Linked DNA regions of Homo sapiens: region 2 is linked to region 1. A link is a contact called in ENCODE Hi-C or POLR2A ChIA-PET data. All regions are on one chromosome and are shown on one strand. The core of a region is the stretch at or near the end of the contact, and the rest is flanking DNA. Distances in the headings are between cores, read along the strand shown.

Region 1 (7,084 bases), core at 1,874-4,373:
CTGGGTACCTATGAAATGGTTTGGGTTTCTATGTTTTTTTTTCTTTCTTTAATGTAAATGAAACTGTACTGCCCTTCACAATTGGATTTTTCAGTTGACGGTATGTCTTGAAGATCTTTATTTAATTTTTTTTACTGTTGTCTGTGATTTTATTGTATGAATAAACCATAATTTAACTATTCCCCTGGTGATGCACCTTTAGGTTGTTGCCATTTTTGCAGTATTACAAACAGTACAAAGATGCAGTGACCATCCTTATTCATTCCTCCTTGTGACATGTTTTGCTCTAGGGTAGATATTTATAAGTAGAATGATTGGGTCAAAGGGAAGTTACCTTTTATATTAATAGATTCTGCCATTTGGTCCTCCAAAGTGACCATACTAGTTTATAGGTCCATGGCAACTAAATGTTTTGTTTTGTTTTGCAGTGACAGGGTCTTTCTCTGTTGCCCAGGTTGGAGTGCAATGGTACAATTATAGCTCACTGTAACCTGGAATGCTTTGGCTCAAATGATCCTCAAGCCTCAGCCTCCCAAGTAGCTGTGGAACTACAAGTGTGCACCACCATGCCTGACTAATTTTTAAATTTTTTTGTAGAGACAGGGTCTCACTGTGTTGCCCAGGCTGGTCTTGAACTCCTGGTCTGAAGCGACCTTCCTGCCTCAGCTGTGGGATTGCAGGTGTGAATCACTGTACCCAGTCTAAATGGGTTTTCATTCCTGATTTAACTGGTCTCTTCAGGAAGAAGATGGGAGGAGTAGAAGCATGTCCTGGATTTTTTCTTTTCTTTTTTTTTTTTTTTTGAGATGGAGTCTCACCCTGTTGCCCAGTCTGGAGTGCAGTGGCACCATCTTGGCTCACTGCAACCTCCGCCTCCCAGGTTCAAACGATTCTCCTGCCTCAGCCTCCTGAGTAGCTGGCATTATAGGCGTCCACTAACACGCCAAGCTAATTTTTGTATTTTTAGTAGAGACAGGGTTTCACCATGTTGGCCAGGCTAGTCTTGGATTTTAAAGCTTCAAAGGATTTCCTGGGATTTTTTTTTCTTGTTTCTTTTTTTTTGGAAATGGAGTCTCACGTCTTACTCTGTCACCCAGGAGTGCAGTGGTGTGATCATGGGTCACTGCAGCCTCCCTCTCCCAGGGCTTAAGTGATCCTCCCACTTCAGCCTCTGGGACCACAGGCATGTGCCACCACACCTGGCTAAATTTTGTATTTTTTGCAGAGGCAGGGTTTTGCCATGTTGCCAAGGATGGTATCAAACTCCTGTGCTCAAGTGATCCACCTACCTCAGCCTCCCAAAGTGCTAGGATTACAGGCGTGAGCCACTGCACCCAGCCCTCCTGGCATTCTTTGGTTGAAATGTATATAGGACTACGAGTTGTTTTTTTTTTTTTTTTGAGACGTAGTCTCGCTCTGTTGCCCAGGCTGGAGTGCAGTGGCACGATCCCGGCTCACTGCAAGCTCCGCCTCCCGGATTCACGCCATTCTCCTGTTTGAGCCTCCTGAGTAGCTGGGACTACAGGTGCCCACCACCATGCCCGGCTAATTTTTTTGTATTTTTAGTAGAGATGGGGTTTCACCATGTTAGCCAGGATGGTCTCCATCTCCTGACCTCGTGATCTGCCCGCCTCGGCCTCCCAAAGTGCTGGGATTACAGGCGTGAGCCACCGTGCCTGGCCAGGACTACGAGTTTAAAACCTCCTTAGTCCCTTTGGCTTTAAGAACAAAGAGGCTGGTGGCTCATGCCTGTAATCCCAGTACTTTGGGAGGCCGAGGCGGGTGAATCACGAGGTCAGGAGATCGAGACCATCCTGGCTAACATGGTGAAACCCCGTCTCTACTAAAAATACAAAAAAATTAGCTGGGCGTGGTGGTGGGCGCTTGTAATCCCAGCTACTCGGGATCGCGCCACTGCACTCCAGCCTGGGCGACAAAGCGAGACTCCGTCTCAAAAAAAAAAACAAAAACAAAAAACAAAGAACAAAGAGGCTTGGGGCCAGGCATGATGGCTCATGCCTGTAATTCCAGAACTTTGGGAGGCCGAGGTGGGTGGATCACTTGAAGTCAGGAGTTCGAGACCAGCCTGGCCAACATGGTGAAACCCCATCTCTACTAAAAATACAAAAATTAGTCTGGGTGCAGTGGCACCTGTAACCCCAGCACTTTGGGAGGCTGAGGCGGGTGGATCATAAGGTCAAGAGATTGAGAACATCCTGGCCAACATGGTGAAACCCTGTCTGTACTAAAAGTACAAACATTAGCTGGTCATGGTGGCGCGTGCCTATAGTCCCAGGTACTCGGTAGGCTGAGGCAGGAGAACTGCTTGGACCTGTGAGGCAGAGGTTGCCGTGAGCTGAGATCATGTCACCGCACTCCAGCCTGGCGACAGAGCAAGACTCCGTTTCAAAAAAAAAAAAAAATTAGATGGACATGATGGTGCGCGCCTGTAATCCCAGCTGCTCGGGAGGCTGAGGCACGAGACTTGCCTGAACCTGGGAGGCAGAGGTTGCAGTGAGCTGAGATGGCACCACTGCACTCCAGTTTGGGCAACAGAGTGAGACTCTGTCTCAAAGGGAGAAAAAAAAAAAAGAGCAAAGAGGCTTGGGCTCTGCCTTGTGTGTAGGTGGCAGGCCCTCGTGCTGGTGAAGGAGAGAGGAACAAGGGCAGGTCTTGCTCAGTTACAAGCTTGTGGGCAGAAGATTCTGCCTTCTCATGCTGACAGGTGTCTAAACAGATGGAGCTGCTTAAAAAGAAAAGTGAAGGCATCTGCTAGATTAGGACTTCAGGCTCTCTCTAAGGGGTAAGCAAGGACCTGTGTACTTTACAGGTGGGCATAGCATATATGGGTGAGTAAATGAGGTTTGACTAGTGACAGCTACAAGCTGTGGCCAGGTGAACCCTCCTGAGCTCTGTGGGCAGTCAGGGTCCTCACCCTCATTGGGGGGAGAATGAGGCTGTCTGCTGTGTGCCCTGCCCATGTGGGCACAGGGTGAGTGTCAGGTCCACAGTCTATCTCTAGCTAGCGAAACTGCATCAGTCCAGTTCTGAAAGGTTTGCAGCCCCCTACACTCGCTTTGGGGTGAGAACCTGCAGGGTCTCTGGCAGCCCGCCAGCCTCCCACCTCCCCTGCTGTGACTTGTATTCCAGTTTACTGAGCATCTCTGCTTATAAAGGGATTTTCCTTACACTTCACTGTTTGCCTTTATGATTGCGGCTTTGAGGGACAGGAAGGAAGCTGAAGAGCGGGCGGTTCTGGAGAAAATGCATAGGGAAGCAGTTTTGAGTCTCCTTTGGCTAGCTGTGCGATTCCTTTGATTCCAGGCAAAACCTGGAAGGAATAGCCTTTACATTTCCTTTCAGTTTTGCAAGAGCAAATATGTCTTCTCTCAGTCTTCTTTAATCAAGTGGGACTGCGTATTCATTTCCCGTCTCCATGTCTTGCAACCACATTTAGCCAAATTAATATCAGACAGAGCTAGCTGAGGGAAGCTCTCAAACCAAACACTCAAATGAACTTTTCAAGTGATAAAACTGCATCCAGAACTTTGAAAAGGTAGGTGGGTGAGGGTAGGGGTTAATTCTTGCTTCTACCACATGACCAAGTTGGGAAACTCTACAACTGGTCACCATCTGCGCCATTTGACCAGCTATGAAGAACTTTACCTTCTAGCCCCAAGAGCTCCTCAGCCACATGTACAGAGAATCTGTTTTGGGTCTCCTCCCCCGCACCCCCCCCCCGCCCCCAGTTTGTTTGCTTTGTTGTTTTTTCTTTCTTAAAGAGAGTTTCTGTCTTTCCCCTTCTTTGGAGTTTGATTGGAAGCCCTGCAGAGGGGCTGTTGAGCAGTCAGCCATGTTCCTGGGATTATCCTTCCTTTGGAGCATCTGTCTGCTGTGCACTGTGTTGGGAGAAAGGCAGGGGTGCGAAATTCTGTTGGTTTGTAACAAATTGTAGCTTCTGAGCTGGGGAGTATCCCATCTTTTCCTCTCCTTGCAGGAGGTCCACTGTTAAAGGGGAATTACGCAGGATGTGTTTATTTTTTTTGCTCCTACGCTGTTTATACATCATTGTATTCAATTTCTGTCCCAGTTCCTAGTGTGGGCCTTGTCTCAAGACTCTGCTGCAAGGTTTCTGTCCTAGTTCTTAGTGTGGGTCTTGCGTCATTACTCTGCTGTAAGGTTCTTTGGCTTGGGGAGGGGGTATGGAGCCGGGTAGGCAGGGAAGTGGAGGGAGGTGCTCACTCTCAGCTTTATTTGGATTCCTGGAGGAAGGAGAGTTGCTGTTACCAGGAAAAGTCAGTGTTGATCAGACAAGAAGAGGATCTGCTGCCTTCCTTTGGTGGGTGGGTACTGTTAGGTTGAGGGAGAATTTGCCTGGAGGAGGCTCTGTGTCTTCCTGAGGGCAGTGCCCTCTGTACAGTGCCTGGGGTTACTCCTCCCTAAAATGAGGGTAGCATTGTGCGGGTGTGCTAAGGGCTCCAGAAATGTCATTTGTGGCTGTGCTACACCCTGTGGCCTAAAACTTTGTAGGCTTTTCATTTCTGGCAATAGACTAGGCACACACATCCCTATTCTCCTCTCTGGTCTAGAAATTAGGCTTGGGCTGGGCGTGGTGGCTCACACCTGTAATCCCAGCACTCTGGGAGGCCGAGACAGGTGGATCACTTGAGGTCAGGAGTTCAAGACTAGCCTGGCCAACATGGCAAAACTCCATCTCTACTAAATACAAAAATTAGCTGGGCATGGTGGTGTGTACCTGTGGTCCCAGCTACTTGAGAGGCTGAGGCACGAGAATCACTTGAACCCAGGAAGTGGAGGTTGCAGTGAGCCGAGATTGTGTCATTGCACTCCAGCCTGGGCGACAGAGAGAGACTCTGTCTCCAAAAAAAAAAAAAAAAAAAAAAAAAAAAAAAGAAGAAGAAGAAATTAGGCATGGGTTTTAGAAATTAGTATGGGCTTACAGAGAGATCCAGTGGGGGCAGTAGGCAGACTGAGTGGCCCCCATTAGGAGCATCTGGGCTGGGCAGAAGCCAACAGGACTAACTTTGAACTTTATTTCCTTCACTGCCTCAGCCAGAGATGTTTTGTTCAACAAAAACTCCAGATTTTCTCCTCCTCTCACTGGGGAGTCATGAAGCTCCCAGGCCTGTGTGGACCTGTAGTTCTGCCCCCGTAAATATATTTCTGCTCGTGGGCCTTCTGTTGACTTGAGAAGGAGCTGTCTTCCAATCTCAGAGGAAGCCTCCTCTGGGCCCAGCTCCGCTGCGCAGTCCACCATGGCCGCAGCAGTAGCAGCTTGAGCCTTCTCAGGAAGGAGGGCGGGTTAGGCAGTTGCCAGTCTCCCCACAGGTGTCGGCTTCATCCTGGGACTTCCAGATATGGGGCATAGGCTAACTGAACCTTTCCTCCTCAGCAGTCTGTGTTACTGGGGACATGTCTGGCACATCTGACATTTTGGGAAAGAACTGCTAAGCCCCCCTAGGACCAGCTCCGGGTGTTCACAGAAGACACTTAAGCCCTGGTTATCAGAATGATTTGTGAACACCAGAAATGCAAGAGGAGTGGAGATTTTTTCTTGAGAGATTATGATGGCTGTGCCATTGTCAAATATTTGACCTCCAAGTTGACAGACCTGAGTCTCCCAGCCTGCTTTGGGTCACCTCCCATTTTCCTGCTCTCTCAAAAACACCTCTTGCAGACTAGCCACTCCTGTGACACCTGGCACAGTCCAGCTGCGTTTCCTGCCCTTGTTCTCTGTCCCTGGAAAGCACGGAATAATCTCAGAGCACGCAGAAGAGCACCTGGAGAAAAGGGGCATTTGGCTTTCACAGCGCCAAGCTTCACGCTCCTGGGCTCCCAAAGGGAACATTAGTCCCCGCTCCACAGACCAAGCATGTTAATTCTGACCCTGGGTTGGGGTGTTAGTTTCCAGGCTATTATGTAGAACATCACGGGGCCTGTACTTTTGCACAGAAGGGAGGCAGGCTGGCACTGTCTAGAGTTAGGATGAATTAAGAACTCTTGAAGAATGTATTTGTAAGAACTCAAGGAATGTATTTGCTTCTATGTTTCAAAGGCAGCACTATTTTACAAACAATAGCTGTTTTCTTCTGCAACCCCTCTCCCTAGATTTTGCTAACTTATTATATCCGGGACAGTCCAACTTCAAACCACCATAACTGAAGCTGGATGTCAGGGAGGTGGGGGTGGGGTGATGGCCAATTGGAGGAGCCAGTAGGATTCTGTGCGCCTGTTCAGCACCCCCCACGTTTTCAGAGTTCTTGCCCAGGAGTTGTTTGTTAATGGGGAATGAGACGTGGAGGAATGAAATCTTTCTCCCAAGTGAGCAAGGTGTAGAACTGTAACTAGCATTTTTGGCGGGGAGGGGAGAGACTCCTTTTGCTATCCTGGAGTGGTATTTCCCTTCCAGTGAATTTGCCAAACAACATAAAAGTCGGGTAGCTGAGGGAGGTTTCTCCTGGTACCTGGGGGCAAAGCTCCAAGGAGGGAAGGGAATAGAAAGTGTCTACCCAGCCCTTACCTGGAATGGCGACGTTCTTTCAGACACTGGGTGCGGGGGAGCCTCTGCTGTGTGGTTTAAGTGGAGGTCTCTGGGATTTTCACCCTGACTTTTCAATGAGGATACCTTGGGGAGCAAGAGAGAGGAAGCCAGCTCCTGTAACCGCTGGACTGAACAGCTGGGCCTCTAACTGAGACATTATTAGCATTTGAAAGCCCCTCTGAAGGGGCCAAGAGCTTCCCAGGGTGGGCGCAGGGGCCTGAGTGCTGAGACCCCACAGTGGCTCCAACAGAATGGGTCTGAGCATCCAGGGCATAAAGACCAGACCGGACTCAAGAATGAACTCATTGTGGCTTTGTCCCATGCTTGAAAACTGTGACCAGGGCTCTTTCATTGTTAAGAAAGACCATTTCTTGTCCACAGAAGAGCTCATAAGTCTAGTTCCTTCATCAGGCAGAGCTGCGGAAGACCCTGCCCCTCACTAGAAGTTTCTGTTAGTGTCCTGCTCTCCAAGCATTTCTGATGGAAGTTGCACTTTCTGCTCCCCACTTTAACTCAGGAGTA
Region 2 (7,084 bases), core at 2,214-4,713, 90 kb after region 1:
GTGACTTTCAGGCATCCGCAGCTATCACAATGTTTATGTTCCTTTGGGCCAGCCATACTCCCATGCACTTCGCTCCCTCACTTTGGATTTTAACTAATTGTGGTTCACAGGTTAAGTTGCAAGCTGCCTGGCTTAATGTCCAACTAGGCTGTGAGTGCCTGGAGGACGTGAATGTGAGTCAGCTCTGATTTTTTTTTCAGGGCCTAGCACAATGCCTGTATGTTTGTTTCATTCATTCATTCATCCAATAAGTCATTATTGAGCTCCTTCTTGTTCCAGGCATTGCTTCAATGTCAGGGATATAGCAGCGAACAAAACAAACTCTGCCATCTTGGAGCTGATCATCTGTGGGGAAGAGCTAGACAATCAACCCTAAAGAAGTCACCGTGAGAGGCCGGGCCTGGTGGCTAATGCCTGTAATCCTAGCACTTTGAGAGGCCAAGGCAGGCAGATTGCCTGAGCTCAGGAGTTCGAGACCAGCCTGGGCAACATGGTGAAACCCTGTCTCTACTAAAAATACAAAAAAATTAGCTAGGCATGGTGGCACATGCCTGTAATCCCAGCTACTCGGGATGCTGAGGCAGGAGAATTGCTTGAACCTGGGAGGCGCAGGTTGCAGTGAGCCGAGATCACACCACTGCACTCCAGCCTGGGCGACAGAGTGAGACTCCGTCTCCAAAAAAAAAAAAAAAAGTCACTGTGAGGCTGGGCGCAGTGGCTCACACCTGTAATCCCAGCACTTGGGAGGCCGAGGTGGGCAGATCACCCGAGGTCAGGAGTTCGAGACCAGCCTGGCCAACATGGCAAAACTCCGTCTCTACTAAAAACACAAAAATTAGCCGGGCGTGGTGATGCATGCGCCTGTAGTCCCAGCTACTTGGGAGGCTGAGGCAGGAGAATCACTTGAACTCAGGAGGCAAAGGTTGCAGTGAGCCGAGATCGTGCCACTGCACTCTGACCTGGGCAACAGAGCAAGACTCCGTCTCAAAAAAAAAAAAAGGCCAGGCACGGTGGCTCATGCCTGTAATCCCAGCACTTTGGGAGGCCGAGGCAGGCGGATCACGAGGTCAGGAAATTGAGACCATCCTGGCTAACATGGTGAAACCCCGTCTCTAATAAAAATACAAAAAAATTAGCCGGGCGTGGTGGCGGGGCGGGCACCTGTAGTCCCAGCTACCTGGGAGGCTGAGGCAGGAGAATTGCTTGAACCTGGGAGGCGGAGGTTGCAGGGAGCCGAGATCGCACCACTGCACTCCAGCCTGGGCAACAAGAATGAAACTCCATCTCAAAAAAAAAAAAAAAAAGTCACCATGAGTTGGCGATAAGTACAGTCCAGGAAGGCAAAGCAGGTGGGGGCACAGGGGATACCAGAAGGGGAGGGGGTGTGGAAGTGTTTACAGGGAGGACTGGGCAGTCTGGCTGAGGAGGTGGCATTGAGCAGAAACCTCAGAATTTGGGGGGGCAAGATCTGGGGGATACTTGGAGCTAGAATGCTTCTGGCAGAGAGAACCAGTGCAAAGGCCTCAGGCAGAAAATGTTGTTTCAGGAAGAGTCAGGGGGCGAGGGCAGCTGGAAAGTGTTGGGGGTGGGAGAGAGTAGCAAGTGATGAGGTCAGACAAGGCAGTGAGGGGACAGGGCAGGGCACAGGCTATGGGAGGGGTTTTGCTTCTGCTCGAGAGATATTTGCTGGATGAAGGGTTTCACAGGGAGAGGGTTAGAGGGTACCCGGCTGTCCTCTTAGGGAGGTAGGACTTGAAGCACGCCCTAAAGGAACAGAAAGCTCAAAAGAGGGGGCAGACATCCCAGGGAGGAGGTCGCTGTGCACACAGGTGGGAAAATGAAATTGTAGGGATTGTGCTTGGGGGAGTAGTGAGGAGAGACTTGGGCACAAAGGCTGTGTGGAGTCCATGGCTGATAAGTCCATTAAAAAGGTTTGGGGTCAGATCAGCAGGGCCTTGAATAACAGGATAAATGGTTTGGCTGGAGGGACCCACAGCAGCAGGGCCTCTGAAGGCATCTTAGCAGGGTACTGCATTTTAATAATGGCGCTAACCCCTCAAAGGAGGATCAGGCAGGGGAGTCCAGCCCAAGCTGGGAGGCAGTGGGAGGGCCAAGGGAGAGACAGGTGGGGTTCAGGGTGCACCCTCAACCCAGTCTAAGGAGTGGGAAGGCAGGTGGCTGGGTGTCCAGGTCCTGCTGCTCAGCCAAGGGATGGAAGCCTGGATCAAGCTTTCCCCTTCCCTGCCAGCTAGCCATGGGCCCCAGAGTCAGCAGAAAATCCCGGCTCCAGGGAGGAGGCGGCGTGGAGCCAGAAGCTGCTGAGGGAGCACTGGCAGCAAGATGCCATTGTACATCCGCAATCAAGATGCTTCAGAGGAAATCAAAAGCACCAACCAGGGAAATGATGTGTGCACTCTCTTTCTCTCAAACACACATACAAACTTCTGCCTCCAAAATGGGTCAAGTGAAGGCTGTGGGCGTGGGTTGGGGAGGGAGGGCTGGGAGAAGTGGGGGCCTGGGAGCCCGGGAGCAGGCTGGGCCCTGGTGCCCACTCACCCTCCTGGCATAGGGGATGGCAGCAGCTGCAGGGTGGGGCGGGATGTGAGGATAAATATACACCTCCCATGCATATGGATCATGCTCACAGCTGCCCTGCTTGCTTAGTGTTCATTAGGACCAACTGTTTCAGGAGCAGTGGCAGGCGGGCGGGAGAGGGTGATGTACCCATTCACAGACTGGGGGTAGGGGGGCTGCCTGCAGCTGTGCAGATGCCTCCCCCACTGCCTGGATCAGCATCTCAGCCCCTGAATGCCCCTTCCTCCTGCTTTTTCTTCTTCCGACCTGCTGCTATGCCAGATCTGGAGGTCTCAGGGCGGGAAAGGGGCCTGGGGCATGAGTAAGGATGAAATCCAGGCTGCATCCCCATAGGAGCTGGGGAGAGTGAGGGAAGAGTTGGGCTGGATTGGATCCCTTGGTCCAGGATGGGCTGTTGTTTACAAACCAAAGCTTCTTATCCCCATCTTCCCAGAAGCCATCTGTAGCATTCCAGCAGGAAAACTGCTTTGGCACTGTCCCCTGGAGACTCGAGGGAAGCCCCATTCCTATGTGACAACCCTAGACCAGGCTTGCTCTGTGCCTCCAAAGGGAATCCAAGGGGGCTGAGGTTGGTGGACCAGCATCATTCTGCAGGATTCTGACGTCCTGGCAGCAAGGAGGGCTAGGGAAGGAGAATGCTGGGCTCCAGCCCGGGACCAGGTGCTCTAGGTGGGCCTGGGCCTGGGCTGGGGAACAGTGCTGAAATGTAGGCCCAGGGAAGGGTCTGGCTGGTGTCACAGGCAGGGCCAAGTGTAGCTGTACAGCTTGTGCCCTACCCAAGGGAACTGGCTGAGGGGCCTGCAGCTGGTGCCACGCCTTGTACTCTGGTGTGGGGCATAATCTCCCACATGAGTCAGTGGTGGCCTGGGTGACAGGCCTCTCTAGTGTTAGGAATGTGGCCAAGAGGGCCTGCCTGTGGACGGAGCCCGTGTGTCTCCTATGGTGAGCTCTTTCTCCTCCTGCTCCAGCGGTCTTGGGGGGCTCCTAGGGCTGTGCCTCCAGGGGGCTGGCACAGGGGCTTCTGAGTCCTGGGTGGAAGTGGAGGCAGCTGATCCCAGGCCAAAGCCCCAACTACAACAGCCTCCCCAGGCCCTTTCCTTGGTTGTAAGGGTGGGGCTGGGCACCTCCTGCCCCCTCTACTGGTGGCATCCAGAGCAGCAGCTGACTCTGGGACCCCAGGGCAGGGTCTTCTGGATCCTGAAAACAGGGTGAGTGGCAAAAAGCGAGGGCCGCCTCTCACCTACCTCCCTGGGGTGGCATCATGGAATAAAATGGGCTTTCAGCAAGTGGGCTGGCGGGAATCACAGTCAAGCCATTTCCTAGCTGTGTGACTCTGGGCAAGTGACTTAACCTTTGTGAGCCTTGGTTTCATCATCTGGGAACTAGGGACAGTAAACGGCTATCTTGTAGGGCTAATCAAAGGATGAGACCCACTAATGACTCAAAGGAGAAGCAGTTGGCTTAGCTAAATGGGATTCTGACCCCAACCCTGTACCTCTCAGCTTCAGGTATCCAAGCAAATTCTCCCTGCCCCCTCCTGGACACAGCTTGCTTTCTGCAGTTCTGTCATTAATATTTCATTTCTTTAGCAAAGGCTTTTTGTCCCTGGGACACTGCTATTCGCTCTGGAGAAGAAACTGTTCCGTGTTCCTTCGTGCAGAAGGATTCCTTAGCTCCTTTTCTGAGAGCAGAGCATTAGGAGCCAAAAGCAAACAGGTATTGTGGTATAAATTTGGGACCCAGCAGTGAAATAGGCCTGAGTTCAAATCCTGACTGTGCCCAGTTCTTCCTGTGCGATCATGGGCGAGTGATTCAAATTCTATGAGCCCCATCCTCATACTGTGAATGACAATACCTACAGTTAACAGTGTCTTTGCGAGGATTAAATAAGGTAACTGTGAAGTACCTGGTGCAAGTGGCTACCTCCTTAACTCTTTCCCCCGGTTCTGACACTGTGGGGGACTGGTTGTTGGCTGCACTTCCACGCCTGTGTGTGGTTGGTTCTGGACACACACACACACCAGTGCTGGACCAGCAGAATGACTGCAGGGAGCCAGGGCTCTCTTTCTCTCCTCCCTGCCCCTGCTCCTGGTGGCTGCAGCTTCTCTGTGTTCTGCAGTGTTGGAAAAGGAAATTACAGAACAGATTGCAATTAAGGGGGATGAGGGGGAGACAGGGACAGAGGCCGTGAGATGCAGCTTGACTGAGCACTAAACTGTGTTTGCGCCTGGAGCCAATCAGGAGCCTCTGATAAGAGCCTTTCCCACTTACAAAGCTAAGCAGGAGGTGTGGTTGGGGTGGCCCTGGGAGTCCCGAAGGGAGGGGGCTGCTGGCCTTGAAAGTCACAGAGCCACATGGGAGGGAAGGTGGGAGGTAGAGGTCTTAGGGGCCTTGGAAAGCCTGGACTCCAGACTTTCTGCCAGCTGTTATATTTGCTACCATTGATTTAGCACCTACTACTCACTGTACGGACATCTCATCTCATCCTCTTGACAACTGTGCAGCATGATTATTGCCCAATTTTGAAGATAAGAAACTGAGGGCCAGGCACGGTGGCTCACGCCTATAATCCCAGCACTTTGGGAGGCCAAAGCACGTGGATCACCTGAGGTCAGGAGTTCAAGACCAGCCTAGTCAATATGGTGAAACCCCATCTCTACGAAAAATACAAAAATTAGCTGGGGATGGTGGCACATGCCTGTAATCCCAGCTATTCGGGAGGCTGAGGCAGGAGAATCGCTTGAACCTGGAAGGTGGAGGTTGCAGTGAGCCGAGATCGTGCCACTGAATTCCAGTCTGGGCAGAAGAGCGAAACTCCGTCTCCAAAAAAAAAAAGAAAAGAAAAAGAAACTGAGGCATGGAATGTTCCTTCTATGTGCTAGGTATTGTCCTAGATCTAGGCACTTTGTTTACATGAGATCTCTTTTAAATCTCCCTGTGCTGACCTAGTCAACATGAAAATGCTGGGATTATGGGCATAAGCCACCGCACCCAGCCACACTTTTTAATTGCACTGCGCTGTCCCTTTTTTGGGCAGGGAGTGCTGGGAAGGGTTTTGCCAGCTTTATCAAAACAAAACCAAAAAGCTAGGATGGCCAGTTAAATTTGAATTTAAGGTAAACAATGCATTTTTCTAATGTTATACTGATGTCCCAAATATTGCATGGGATATACTTGAATTAAAAACTATTCATTGTTTATCTGAAATTCAAGTTTAACTGAATGTTCTGTAATGTATCTGGCAACCCTAATTCTTCTTTCTCCTGCTTCCAGCTACCAGCTAGTTCTGCCCACAGCTTGCTCTTTAAAGGCCGGGCGCAGTGGCCCACGCCTGTAATCCCAGCACTTTGGGAGGCCGAGGTGGGCAGATCACGAGGTCAGGAGATTGAGACCATCCTGGCTAACACGGTGAAACCCCATCTCTACTAAAAATACAAAAAAACCCCAAAAGTTAGCCGGCGTGGTGACAGACGCCTGTAGTCCCAGCTACTAGGGAGGCTGAGGTGGGAGAATGGCATGAACCCGGGAGGCGGAGCTTGCAGTGAGCTGAGATTGCGCCACTGCACTCCAGCCTGGGCGACAGAGCGAGACTGTCTCAAAAAAAAAAAAAAAAAATTAGCCAGACATGGTGGTACATGCCTCTAGTCCCAGCCACTTGGGAGGCTGAGTTGGGAGGATGGCCTGAGCCCAGGAGGTTGAGGCTGCAGTGAGTTGTGACTGTGCCACTGCACTCCAGCCTGGGTGACAGAGCGAAGTCCTGTCTCAAAAACACAAAACACACACACACACACACAAATGGTGAGGCCCTTTGGGACCAGCTGTGCTGCTGTGTCTCTAGCCTGCTGAAGGGACAACGAACTCTTCTGCTCCAGAGGGCAGAGCCCGGGACAGCTGCCAACTCTGCACCTTCCATGTAACACTGGGCAGGTCTGTTCCCTCTCGGAACCCTCTGTAAATGGAAGATCCAGTATTAGGTACTATGTAACTGCAAGTCTCCCTGAAGGCCCTAACTTTGCTAATTATTTCTTCTCCCTTTTTCCTGTCTGTTGGGCTGGACTTGGCCAAGGATGAAACCCAGTCTATGGTTGTGCTGTGTGAGCAGAGGACACCCAACACCTGGGGCAGGGAACCCAGGGGAGCAGTGCTTGTCAGAGGCTGAGGGGAGGAGGCTGGGCAGAAGTAGCACTCAGAGGCTGGGGGGGCTGAGGCTGCTGGGAGATGAGCCATTGACAAATTTTTTTTTTTTTTTTTTTTTTGCAATGGAGTTTTCTCCTGTTGCCCAGGCTGGAGTGCAATGGCACGATCTCAGCTCACTGCAACCTCTGACTCCTGGGTTCAAGCAATTCTCCTGCCTCAGCCTCCCAAGCAGCTGGGATTACAGGCACGTGCCACCACGCCCGGCTAATTTTGTATTTTTAGTAGAGACGGGATTTCACCATGTTGGTCAGGCTCGTCTTGAACTCCTGACTTCAGGAGATCTACCTGCCTT

Evidence for each region. Hi-C counts contacts between places; a loop is a spot of excess contacts on that map. ChIA-PET counts read pairs that join two places held with the same protein, here RNA polymerase II (POLR2A). Pooled maps may share reads with other maps.
Region 2: a loop to region 1 is called in a map of endothelial cell of hepatic sinusoid, with 5 times the contacts of the local background. The contact joins two enhancer-like sites. A Hi-C loop is called at or near these places in 1 of 168 maps with a recorded cell type or tissue (endothelial cell of hepatic sinusoid) and 1 of 50 pooled maps. POLR2A ChIA-PET finds 5 or more read pairs at or near these places in 6 of 52 experiments (GM12878, MCF 10A, WTC11 and 3 more).

What each region holds. Positions count from the first base shown.
Region 1 is chr10:102,576,299-102,583,382 of GRCh38, forward strand. All of the region lies in intron 3 of SUFU (SUFU negative regulator of hedgehog signaling), which reads left to right. Among named protein-coding and RNA genes, the nearest start is that of TRIM8-DT, 63 kb to the right of the region's middle. Within about 2 kb of position 3,124, at least 3 of the 41 ENCODE cell types and tissues checked have a DNase peak (open chromatin) inside an H3K27ac peak, as active enhancers do.
Region 2 is chr10:102,666,253-102,673,336 of GRCh38, forward strand. No RefSeq gene overlaps it. Among named protein-coding and RNA genes, the nearest start is that of TRIM8, 25 kb to the left of the region's middle. RefSeq lists enhancers at 2,843-3,445, 3,446-4,047, 4,048-4,649. Within about 2 kb of position 3,464, at least 19 of the 41 ENCODE cell types and tissues checked have a DNase peak (open chromatin) inside an H3K27ac peak, as active enhancers do.